Regions from separate parts of the Homo sapiens genome. Here region 2 is linked to region 1. A link is a contact called in ENCODE Hi-C data. All regions are on one chromosome and are shown on one strand. Each heading gives the region's core, a stretch centred on a gene start or an enhancer-like site at or near the end of the contact. The rest is flanking DNA. Distances are from core to core; before and after follow the strand shown.

Region 1 (5,480 bases), core at 2,209-4,708:
TTTTGCTGTGCAGAAGCTCTTTAGTTTAATGAGATCCCATTTGTCAATTTTGGCTTTTGTTGCCATTGCTTTTGGTGTTTTAGACATGAAGTCCTTGCCCATGCCTATGTCCTGAATGGTAATGCCTAGGTTTTCTTCTAGTTTTTTTATGGTTTTAGGTCTAACATTTAAGTCTTCAATGCATCTTGAATTAATTTTTGTATAAGGTGTAAAGAAGGGATCCAGTTTCAGCTTTCTACATATGGCTAGCCAGTTTTCCCAGCACCATTTATTAAATAGGGAATCCTTTCCCCATTGCTTGTTTTTGTCAGGTTTGTCAAAGATCAGATAGTTGTAGATATGCAATTTAAATTCTTATAACAATCACATGAGAGTTTGCAGTTCTCTACATTCTCACCAATATTTGGTATGCCCTCCATGTTAAATTTTTACCAGTTTTGTGGGTGTGTCAGTGTAATTCATGGTAGTTTTAGTTTGCATTGCTTATCTTACCTAGGAACCTCATAAGTTAAGAGAGGCTATCAGTTACTTCCATTTTTTGAAAATCCTATGACATAGAAAAAAAAAGCTATGCCAAAAATACAAAGATGTCAACTAGTATGTGCTGTTTATCAGATAATTGCAATTTAAAAATAATAATCTGCAAAATACTATAAGCAGTGTGAGCCTCCAGGACTGGAATGCAATTTTAAACTCTTGTGTTGGACATCTTCAATCCCGTTAGCACAGACCTGGAATTATATGGATAAATCTCATTTGGAGATAACATCAAGTCTCAGATAACATTAAAAGGTCCCCTTCTCTTGGAGCACCTTTTCAAACAGAAGGCCTGAGATGAATGCTCATGGTGACTCCATCCACTACTCCTCGATTCACCACAATCCTGTCCCCTTCTCCACCACCCCCACTCTGCTCTCCCCACTCTTGCACTTGAGAAAGCCATCCTTAATGCCTGCTAGCCCTATTGGTTTCATCCTAATTTGCCTACCAATAAAATACTTTAAAATTGTGAAAGCTGCCGATGCTAAGATGGAGTCACTTACGTCAGACCCAAAGCAAAGCGGAGCCAGAGGGTCATGAGGAAGGGGCTCTCACGCTTGTATGTTTGAGATCAGAACTATTACAAAGGTGCTCTGAAGGTCTTTATGCATGTGTGCCTATGACAAGCACTATTACAAGAACTCTCTGCCAGCACACACACAAAAAAAATCCGGATTAAGTTGCTTCTATGAAGGCACCTTCCCAGCCACAGTCAGGGTTACTGATGTGTAATCACCAGCTCCTGCAGTGAGCCTCTATGGCTGATGGATTTTGTTTCAGAACAACTTACATAAAAGTTTTCTTTTTGCCTGTAACAGCTTCTTCTTGCCCAGCCTCTCTAGATATGCCCATGATTCAACATAGCCTGCGTGCCCTGGATTATAATCCTTCTGCTCATTCCCCCCAAAATTCACTTATTTGTAGAGGCTCTCTCTCTCTCTGTTATTTTTTTTTAGATTGACAAAATAAACAATGAGGGAAAACTTCAAAAATAATTTATGAAAGAAGAGTCTTCCAGATGTGTCAAGAGAAGGTGAAAGGACCTATTCTCCTACTTTGCTTTGGAGAGTATGTGTTTATTCACCAAGCACTGATTGATTAAGCACTACCATGTTCAAGGAAGTGTGCTAGGCACTATAGAGGAAATAAAGAAGAATAAAACCAAGAACCTGCCTTTCCTGAAGCTCATCTGCTGGTTGGGGGTCGAGGCATAAAAACAACCTACAAGAAGTCAGTTGGATGGTTAAGAGTTTTGTCACTCTTGGAAGATTCTCCAGGCAATCACTATTTCAGCCAGCACAGGTGTTGCTCTTTCTTCATATAAAAAAGATCAAGGATCCGAACTTATCTGAAAAGCTAAAGAGGTACCAAGTGTCCCCATTAGAATGGTGGGCTTTTCAGCAATTGTTGCATACGGATTACATGAGTTGAAGAGCAAGGGAAATACTAAAATGTCCATTCATGATCCACATGTGTGTAGCAGCCCAAGGCTTTGTTGTGGGAGCAGTGGCTCTTGTTGTGGGCTATTCCATGTTTCAGGAATTCTGGTTGAAACCTAAACCTTAGAAGAAGAGATGCCATCTTCATCTTATTGGATAAGTTCCCTTTAGTTACTCATTATTGAGCTTACATGTTTGTTGAAAATAAATCATTTGAATGGGCTTAGATGATTTTTAAAAAAATTATAACGCAATGTGATCAATTGCAGAGGGAATGAAGAGATTACAGGAGATGATCACTGAGTTAGAACTTGAAGTATGAGAAACAGTTTACCTAGAGGTAAGGAAGTATGTTTCCTATACAATTAGTAGCCTATATAAATAGTCACAGCATGGAGGATGTGCATGGTAGGCTGAGAGGACATATACAAGTGCTATGTGGACAGTCCGAAGGTATGCTTTGGAGATACAGAAAAGGGCAAAGAGTAAATGTAAAACTGGGGCAGATTCTGAAGGCATTAAGTGTCATGCCACACACAAACTATTAACAATAAATTATCAACCTTTTAAAAGAGAAGACCAAAATGATCATATTTGCATTTTACAAAGATAAATATTGTGACAGAGCAAATGTTCATTTGGGAAGAGGAGAAGAGGAGAAGACTACTCAATCTAGTTATTAAAATGAGAGCATTCACAGAGGAACACAGAGGTGAGAAGGGTGTGTTGTCAGCTGATTGTCCCTGGGTCTCTTTCAGCACCATCTTCTACTTTCCCGAATCACCTGCACAGTTCATGGCTGCTCTAGAGCTACCAACCCAATGGGTCTAGAAGCAGTCAACTGTTTCCTGGGGCAATAGATAGACCCTTGTGGGGGCCAGGCATAGCGCCTTACACCTGTAATCCCAGTGCTTTGGGAGGCCAAGAAAGGAGGATCGTTTGAGGCCAGGAGTTCCAGACCAGCCTGGGCAATATAGTGAGACACCCATCTCTACAAAGAAGTTTTAAAAAATAGATCCTTGAAAAAACCTGGGGCTGAACCTGTTTGGCATATTCCACATAAACTTTTTCTTTTTTCTTTTTTTTTTTTTTGAGACAGGGTCTTGCTCTGTTGCCCAGGTTGGAGTATAGTGGTTCAATCATGGTTCACTGCAATCTCAAACTCCTGGGCTCAATCGATCCTCCCACCTCAGCTTCCTGAGTAGCTGGGATTACAGGCATGCTCCATCATGCCTGACTAATTTTTGTATATTTAGTAGAGACAGGGTTTTGCCATGTTGCCCAGGCTAGTCTTGAACTTCTGGGTTCAAGAGATCCTCCCACCTCAGCCTCCCAAAATGCTGGGATTACAGTCGTGAGCCACAACGTCCAGCCAGAAGCTTCGAACTATAATATGTTGCTGTATCTAATCCACTTCTTAGATGAAGAAATTTAGCCCCAGAGAAGTTTAGTAACTCACCCAAGGTCAAACAACTTATCACTGGCTGAGTCAGGACTCAAATCTATCCCAAGACCGGAGGTTTCATGTTTCATGCAACAAAATGAAAACACAATAAGAACAAAACAAACCAAGAACCAAAACTCAGACTCTCTGTTTCTTGGGTCAGTTGTTTTTCTATGACTGAGTCACATCCAAGTGTGGATATTTTTAGGAAAAGCTCTAATAATTTCAGAGCTCTTACAATAGACTAGGCAGAGCAGCAAGCTCTGAAACACCCTAAATAAACATAGTTACTCCTCTGGGTGTTTTACTAAACTGGACAGTTCGGCCAGGGCTCTCCTTTGTACTTTCTGCATCACATGAGAAGAGGTTGAAGAATCTGTAGGAGTGCCTTAGTGTAGGCACAAAGCTAATCATGGTGGGGGAAACAAGCTCTTTAAGCAGCAATAGCAAAAAGCAGTGGGTCAGGTGGTTTTTTAGAGAGGCTGACATGAAAGGAAATTCAACAGAAGATAAGTGCACTTTCTGAGTTACTACTTTAGATGAAATACATGTAACCTGTCTGATGCAGAGTTAGGTAGGTAGCTAATGTGGGGTGTGATATAAGATAACCCAGACCCAAACCACATACCTACCATACCTCCAAAGCTGTCATTTACCGCCATAAGAAACAGTATTTGGGAGTGGTAAGTCATCGTCTCTAGAAACTCTTGCCTCTCCCTTCTATTCCTATTAAAGTGACTTAATAGGTGATGCATTATTTCATTCATTAATATCCTCCGTTGTGCTGCTTGGTAATACGTGCTATGGCAGCATGAGGGTTTAGGAGAAATGACTACAAAACAAATGTGGTTTACAGATGTTTTATTACAGACTCTCTTTTAATCCCCCAATCAGTTCTTTTATATAGATAATATTTTCCCCACTTAGGATGAGAAAACTGAGGCTCAGAGAGGTTAAGGGGATAGGCCCACGTTACATAGCCGGACAGAAGCAGAGCTGGGATTTTCCCTGTTGTTGTTGTTGCCTGTTGCTAGACACGGCCTTGCTCTGTCACCCAGGCTGGAATACAGTGGTGTGATCTTGGCTCACTGCAACTCATGCGACCCTCCCCGCTCAGCTTTCTGTGTAGCTGGGACTACAGGTACCCACCACCACACCCAGCTAATTTTTGTGTTTTTTGTAGAGATGAGGTTTCACCATGTTCTTGGGCTCAAGCCATTCACCCACCTCAGCTTTCCAAAGCACTGGGCTTACAGGCATAAGCCACCACTCCTAGCCTAGAGCTGGGATTTTAATCCATGCCTTCTGAAGGCAAATACTTATTCTTTTCATCACATCTGTTTGGTATATCAGCAGAAATCATTAAGACAAATGGGACTCACCACTGAAAAAAGGTACAAATATAACACATAAGAAAGTGTGGTATAAATAACAGATCCAAATTTAAAATATATATATTTAGAAAACCTTTATATCAACCAGCTTTCTAGATATTACTGAATATACTATGCTTGTGGATTTAAAATGTATCTAGGAAATACAAGCCCACGTCCTCACAGGTGCCTCCTAGGAAAAACCGGCAGGTTTGTGTTTGTTTTGTTTTTAATGATCTAAAAGAATTCAGCAGATAAATGTTTCCCCATATACCTGAAAAACCCACTCATCCTCTTAAGGCAGGTCACAAAACTGAAGAATTTTTAAACAAAGCAGAAATTTTAATCCAAATCTTTCTCCTATTCTGTTGGTGATAAACCGACTAAAAACAAAAGAACAAAACCACTGTTCTTTAAAGTTTAAACTTTCATCTGCACTCATTCTTTTTTTTTTTTTTTTAGACAGAGTCTCGCTCTGTCACCCAGGCTGGAGTGCAGTGGCGTGATCTCGGCTCACTGCAACCTCCACCTCTCAGGTTCAAGCGATTCTCGTAACTCAGCCTCCCGAGTAGCTGGATTACAGGCGCTCACCACTACGCCAAGCTAATTTTTTGTATTTTTAATAGAAAAGGGGTTTCTATTAAAAATGTTGACCAGGCTGGTCTCGAACTCCTGACCTTGTGA
Region 2 (5,480 bases), core at 2,191-4,690, 920 kb before region 1:
AGTCTTCACATTTTCATACCAGAGAAACAATCTTTACTACAAGTAAAACATATTTTTAAAAGAATAAAAGTCTAGTGACTTCAAAATCTTTATAAAAATAGTATTTCTCTTAATCTTAAAAGGGAAAACTTAGGAAATAGTGTCTTATGTTAAAGAAACATTAATTCTAAATATTAATTCATTTAGTTTAATTTTCTGCCTTATTTTCTACTAGATCCTGCTAATGTAAAATTTAATAGTTTTTTTACAATTAAAGCACAATATGTATAGTATAATCCTATTTTACTAAATGCTTTTCTGTCCTAATATTCTACTTATTCATCTGTATATATATCCAACTATAATACATTAATAGATTGTATAATCACAATGACTATTTCTTGGTTACATATAACATTTTGGATTAAAAAAAAACTTTTTCCTGTATAATTACCTGCAATTTTTCGTATAGAATCTATAATGTATTTTAAGAAGCAATTGTTTGTTTAATTAAACAAACTTTTTTAAATTTAAAAATGACTGGAAGGGTATTTAAAAGTATTTTAAGTACTCTTTAAAAGAATTTTTAAGTAATTACAAATGGTGTAATTTGTCTTCTTTGTGCTTTTATGTAACAATTTCTAAAAATATTTCATTTTGGCTTCCAGATATTTAATCTGCATGTTGTCATGCCTTTGAGAATATTGGACAAACACATTTGTAAAATTTCATGTGTCATATGTATTATCAGGTAGACACATAAAGAAGAGCACACAATAACTGGAGAACATTGTAGAGAAACTCCAGAAATGTGTTCAATAAAATATAGCACCTTAAAGCAAAAAAAAAAAAAAGATATTTTAACTCTTGGTGATTCTGAGATAAAAACAAACAAAAACACCTGTATATTTGTATCATAGATCAATTCTACATCATCTTTGATTGGAGATTACAAGTAAAATCTAAAACACATACACGCTAAACACACTCCTTACATATAAATTGTACTAGTGCACATTTAAATATATGTTTAATATGCATATATATGTTTAATATATAATGTATACCATTTGAACTTAATTAGAAAATAGTATATGTAGAGGGAAATCGATCTCTTAAAAAGTGGTGGTTAGTGTTAGCAAAAGGCATGCAGGGCTCAATAAATATTTGTGGAAAGAATGAAGGTATGAATGAACAAATGTATGTATGAATTAATATCCAAATCTAGAGAGACAGAGTTAGAGGGATAACAGCCCAGTGGTTTTCTTATTCTCAGGGTTTTTCCCTCCCTCTCTTTCATGCCCTAGCCAGGCACTCTTTTTCGATAATTTGCAAAGAAAATACTATGAAGAGTCTGAAGTAAAAGTTCACTTGTTGAACCCGATGTTTTCTTTCCCCCAGGCATTGGGAAGGGGAAGGCAGAAAAGCGGAGTGCAAAATGAAGTGGTAGTGGGTGCTAACTAACAAGAGAACCTTTGAACACGATGGGACAGAAATAAGGTCATGCATTTTCTACTATCTGTCACCTGTGGACAACTTGCCACTTCAACAGTTCTGGACACTTTTAAGCTCCCCCGAGGAGAAGATAGGAAACTTGGACACCCTGTGTGGGATTGAGAATCACAAAGGGGCAGTCTCGCACCTGGTCAAGATAAAGCTGAACTGAACTCTTCATTCACAAGTGGGATTCTCGTAAGAGGCAGGAAAGCAGGGACCGTCTGTCACTACAGACAGCAAGAAGAGGTGAACCTTAATGAGGGAAGAAAACAGATTCTATTAGGGGAAAAAAACATTTAATCAGAAAATAAGGCTCTGGAAAGAAAAGGCCAATTGGGGCTTTGTCTGAAGAAATAACAGAGTATTTTTCTGCCAGAGAAAGCAAGTCCAAGGGAGGAATTTTCAGATTGACCAAAGAGTATTGGTCTACATCATTAGTACTTTCAGTGAGAAATAACTGAAAATAAACTAGAGCAAAAGTTCCCCAGGTGTGGTTCCAGGACCAGCAACTGAAACATCACCTGGGAACTGTTAAAAATGCAAATTCTTGGGCTCTCCGCCAGAATCACTGAATCAGAAACTCTGAAATGGGACCCAATAATCAGCAGCTTAACAAGCTCTCCAGGTGATTCTTATGCCAAATAAAGTTTGAAATTCCCTGGTGCTGGCGCTGGAAGCAAATGAGTCACAGCTGTGAAGAATCCCTACCATTAATACCCTGGGTGGGATAAATAAAAATGGGAAACTAAAAAGTTAAATGATCAGAGGTTGGCTGTAGTTCAAAAGTAAGGATATACCTGAATATAAAATTCTTTCTTAACCTAAATGCAAAATGGGAATATGTTTAATCATTTATATAGCATCTCACTGGTTTTTTCCAGCTTGAGACATGATTCACAAAAATTGTATATATTTAAAATGTACATGATGTTTTGATATACATATACATTGTGAAACAATTACCACAATGAAGTTAACATAACCATGACCTCACCTAGCCACCATTTTGTGTGTGTGGGGTTAAAAACCCTTAAGACCTGCTCTTAGCAAATGTCAAGTATACAGTACCTTATTATTAACTATAGTCACCATGCTGTACGTTAGGTCTCCAGAACTTACTCATCTTCTAACTAAAAGTTTGACTAACTTCTCCCCCAGCCCCCAACCCCTGGTAACTACCACTCTACCCTTTGTTACTGTGTCTTCAACTTTTTTAGATTCCACATACAAGTGAGATCACGCAATATTTGTGTTTTGGCGTCTGGCTTATTTCACTTAGAATAGTGTCCTCTAAGTTTATCCATGTTGTCACAAATAGCAGGATTTCCTTATATATTTATAGAATAAAAACTAGACCGAATTATGCATTATGTTTCTTTCCTCTTCCCAATTTTTGATACCTGAAAATGATAATCTCCAGGTCAAGCCTAACAGAGCATTGCCTGTTGCCCGATGGTAATAACACCAAGAGCAGGCGCAATGCCTATATGGGGTCAATTTATAGCCTAGACACATAGCTCTAAACACATTCTCAGTGATTCATTCCAATTACTCCTCCACCTGGTGGATTTACACTGGCATTTTTCATGCCCATCTAGGTTCTTCCTAGTACCTCACCTTTTCGGCCAACTTTCACTGGTCATCCATTGGTTAAAACTCAGTCAATGTCATATCATCTTGTCAAAGCATGTTCAAACCAACAGTAAATAATATATAAATAATATCTAATAGTAAATAATAATGGAAATAATTATAGTAAATAATAAATAGTATATAAAATATATAACTAAATGACACATAAGTGAGTTCTAGATCACTATGCCAACTCAATCCTCCAACCTCATAAGAACTGAAAATCCATTATCAAAGACACTATGAAAATACAGCATAAAATAGACCCAGATACTTCCTGAGAGGTTAACAACATGTAGCCCACCAGAGGAAGAGCTGCAGCTGGAGCTAGCTGGGCTCTGTGAGCTAAAACCACACAGGAAGCCTCAAGCACAGGGGCTCACTGTGTACCAGGAGGCCCAGGGGGACCCTGACAAGACCTCCTCTCTTCTCCCGCTTTCATCCAAGGTCTAGGAACAAGGCAAAAAGCTAATTCTTAAAATAACAGGGATTTAAGATGTACCTTTAAATCCTTGGCTTGCTTTAAATTTGGCTGCTTGAGTATGGATTCTCCCCATAGGTTTACCGTAAGAAACATTCACATGATAATGTGATATTGTACTAAAGAGTCTGATGATTGAAAATAGAATGTTTGGACCCAGATTGGTAGTTTTTTTTTTTTTTTTTTTTTTTTTTTTGTCTTTTTGGGAGTTTTCCTTCATTTTTTTTTTTACGATTTCTAATAGTCATACTTTACCTTAGATTCCATGTTTTTGAAAAGTATTTTGTTGGATTTATTGAAAGTGAGAAAATTAATAATTCCTTTTATTATTATTGACTCTCTTCAAAAATAAGCATTGGCTAATTCTTTGTGCTGTCACTCACATTCCATAGTTTACTAGCTGAATCAAACCAATATATAGAAAAGACATGTGTCAAATACAGTTTTTGGGGGGTTAGGATTTTTTTGTTGTTGTTATTGTTGCTGTTTGACATATATCATCTAATTCTCCAAAATGATATCCGTGTTTTAGAGATGAAAAATTAGGGGCATTAGATGACTCACGAAAGGACATTCAATTGACAAATGTACATCTATATTTTATGTAGTCTACTTTAATCCTCGCTTATACTTACATAGGTAGGAAGGAGAGGATAAATTATGTGATCATTCTCACCCTACTTTTCTGTAATTAATTATAGAAAATGTTTGTCAAATTTTTTTTTAAAAAGCCTTTTCCATACAAATCACTTTGTTTTTTACATTCAAGGGATATGACACACAAATGTTGGTTTTTTTTTTTTTTCTTTTTTTTTGAGATGAAGTCTCACTCTGTCGCCCAGGCTGGAGTCAGTGGTGCCATCTCGGCTCACTGCAATCTCCACCTCCCTGGTTCAAGTGATTCTCCTGCCTCAGCCTCCCGCGTAGCTGGGCCTAAAGGCATACGCCACCACGCGTGGCTAATTTTTGTATTTTAGTACAGATGGTGTTGAGGAAAACCATCTTTAAAAGGCTGCTTTCCAAAGATAACTCCTCCTCTCCAAAAAGAGTTGCCTATACATGTTCTCCCTCTTCACATATGAATTCTGCTGTGTTAAAATGCTGAGTTCTAGAGAAGAGGGGGAATCTTGTGGAAACCCATATTATTAAAAATCATCTCAGCCTCACAGTTCAAATGTTGGAAAAATCAAACCACCAAGATATTTTATTAACAGTATTTCCTACCATAATCTACCTTAATAACAGCACCAATAATCCTTTTCTCACAGGTAGAGAATATCTTTTCCAACAGAGAAATACCCGTAACCAATGCAAATATTTTTTACTCATGTGCCATATTTGCTGTTGGAAATCATTATACAATGAAAAATATGTACAAAGTTCAGTATGTCACATAAACCAAATATTGTAGAATAATTCAAATTGGAAGAGTTGCAACTATTAAATGGGATGAAGAAAGTTTATTGTACCATCATTAGTCTTTAGCATTGTACTTGTTATTTTACAAAATATCTGTTTATATAGCTTTCAATCCAAGTTGATCATACATTCAGGGAAGGCAGAAATTGTGTTACTCACTTTTGAACCATCAACATACAGTGCAATTTATAAAAACCACTAATAAATAATTGCTGAATGAATGCTTTTTCTTTGATTTTTGTTTTTTGTTTGGGACAGGGTTTCACTCTGTTGCCCAGGGCGCAGTGTAGTGGCCTGATCATAGATCACTGCAGCCTCTACTTTGAATTGTCTCTCGGGCTCAGGCAATCCTCCCATCTCGGCTCCCTGAGTAGCAAGAACTATGGGCATGTGCCACCATGCCCAGCTAATTTTTAAAATTTTTCCCTTTTTGTAGAGACAGGGTCTTGCTTTGTTGCCCAGGCTGGACTCA

The links. A loop is a pair of places that touch in the nucleus more often than their neighbours do. Pooled maps may share reads with other maps.
Region 2: a map of B cell shows a loop between it and region 1 (9-fold over the local background). The contact joins two enhancer-like sites. A Hi-C loop is called at or near these places in 3 of 168 maps with a recorded cell type or tissue (B cell, CD4-positive, alpha-beta memory T cell and naive thymus-derived CD4-positive, alpha-beta T cell), 2 of 37 single-sample maps with no recorded cell type and 12 of 50 pooled maps.

Annotation. Positions count from the first base shown.
Region 1 is chr12:11,479,558-11,485,037 of GRCh38, forward strand. The region is part of intron 2 of LOC440084 (a long non-coding RNA gene); the gene reads right to left. It also overlaps the pseudogene HIGD1AP8. Among named protein-coding and RNA genes, the nearest start is that of LINC01252, 66 kb to the right of the region's middle. Within about 2 kb of position 3,459, at least 3 of the 41 ENCODE cell types and tissues checked have a DNase peak (open chromatin) inside an H3K27ac peak, as active enhancers do.
Region 2 is chr12:10,555,956-10,561,435 of GRCh38, forward strand. All of the region lies in intron 1 of LINC02446 (long intergenic non-protein coding RNA 2446), which reads left to right. Among named protein-coding and RNA genes, the nearest start is that of LINC02446, 5.3 kb to the left of the region's middle. Within about 2 kb of position 3,441, at least 3 of the 41 ENCODE cell types and tissues checked have a DNase peak (open chromatin) inside an H3K27ac peak, as active enhancers do.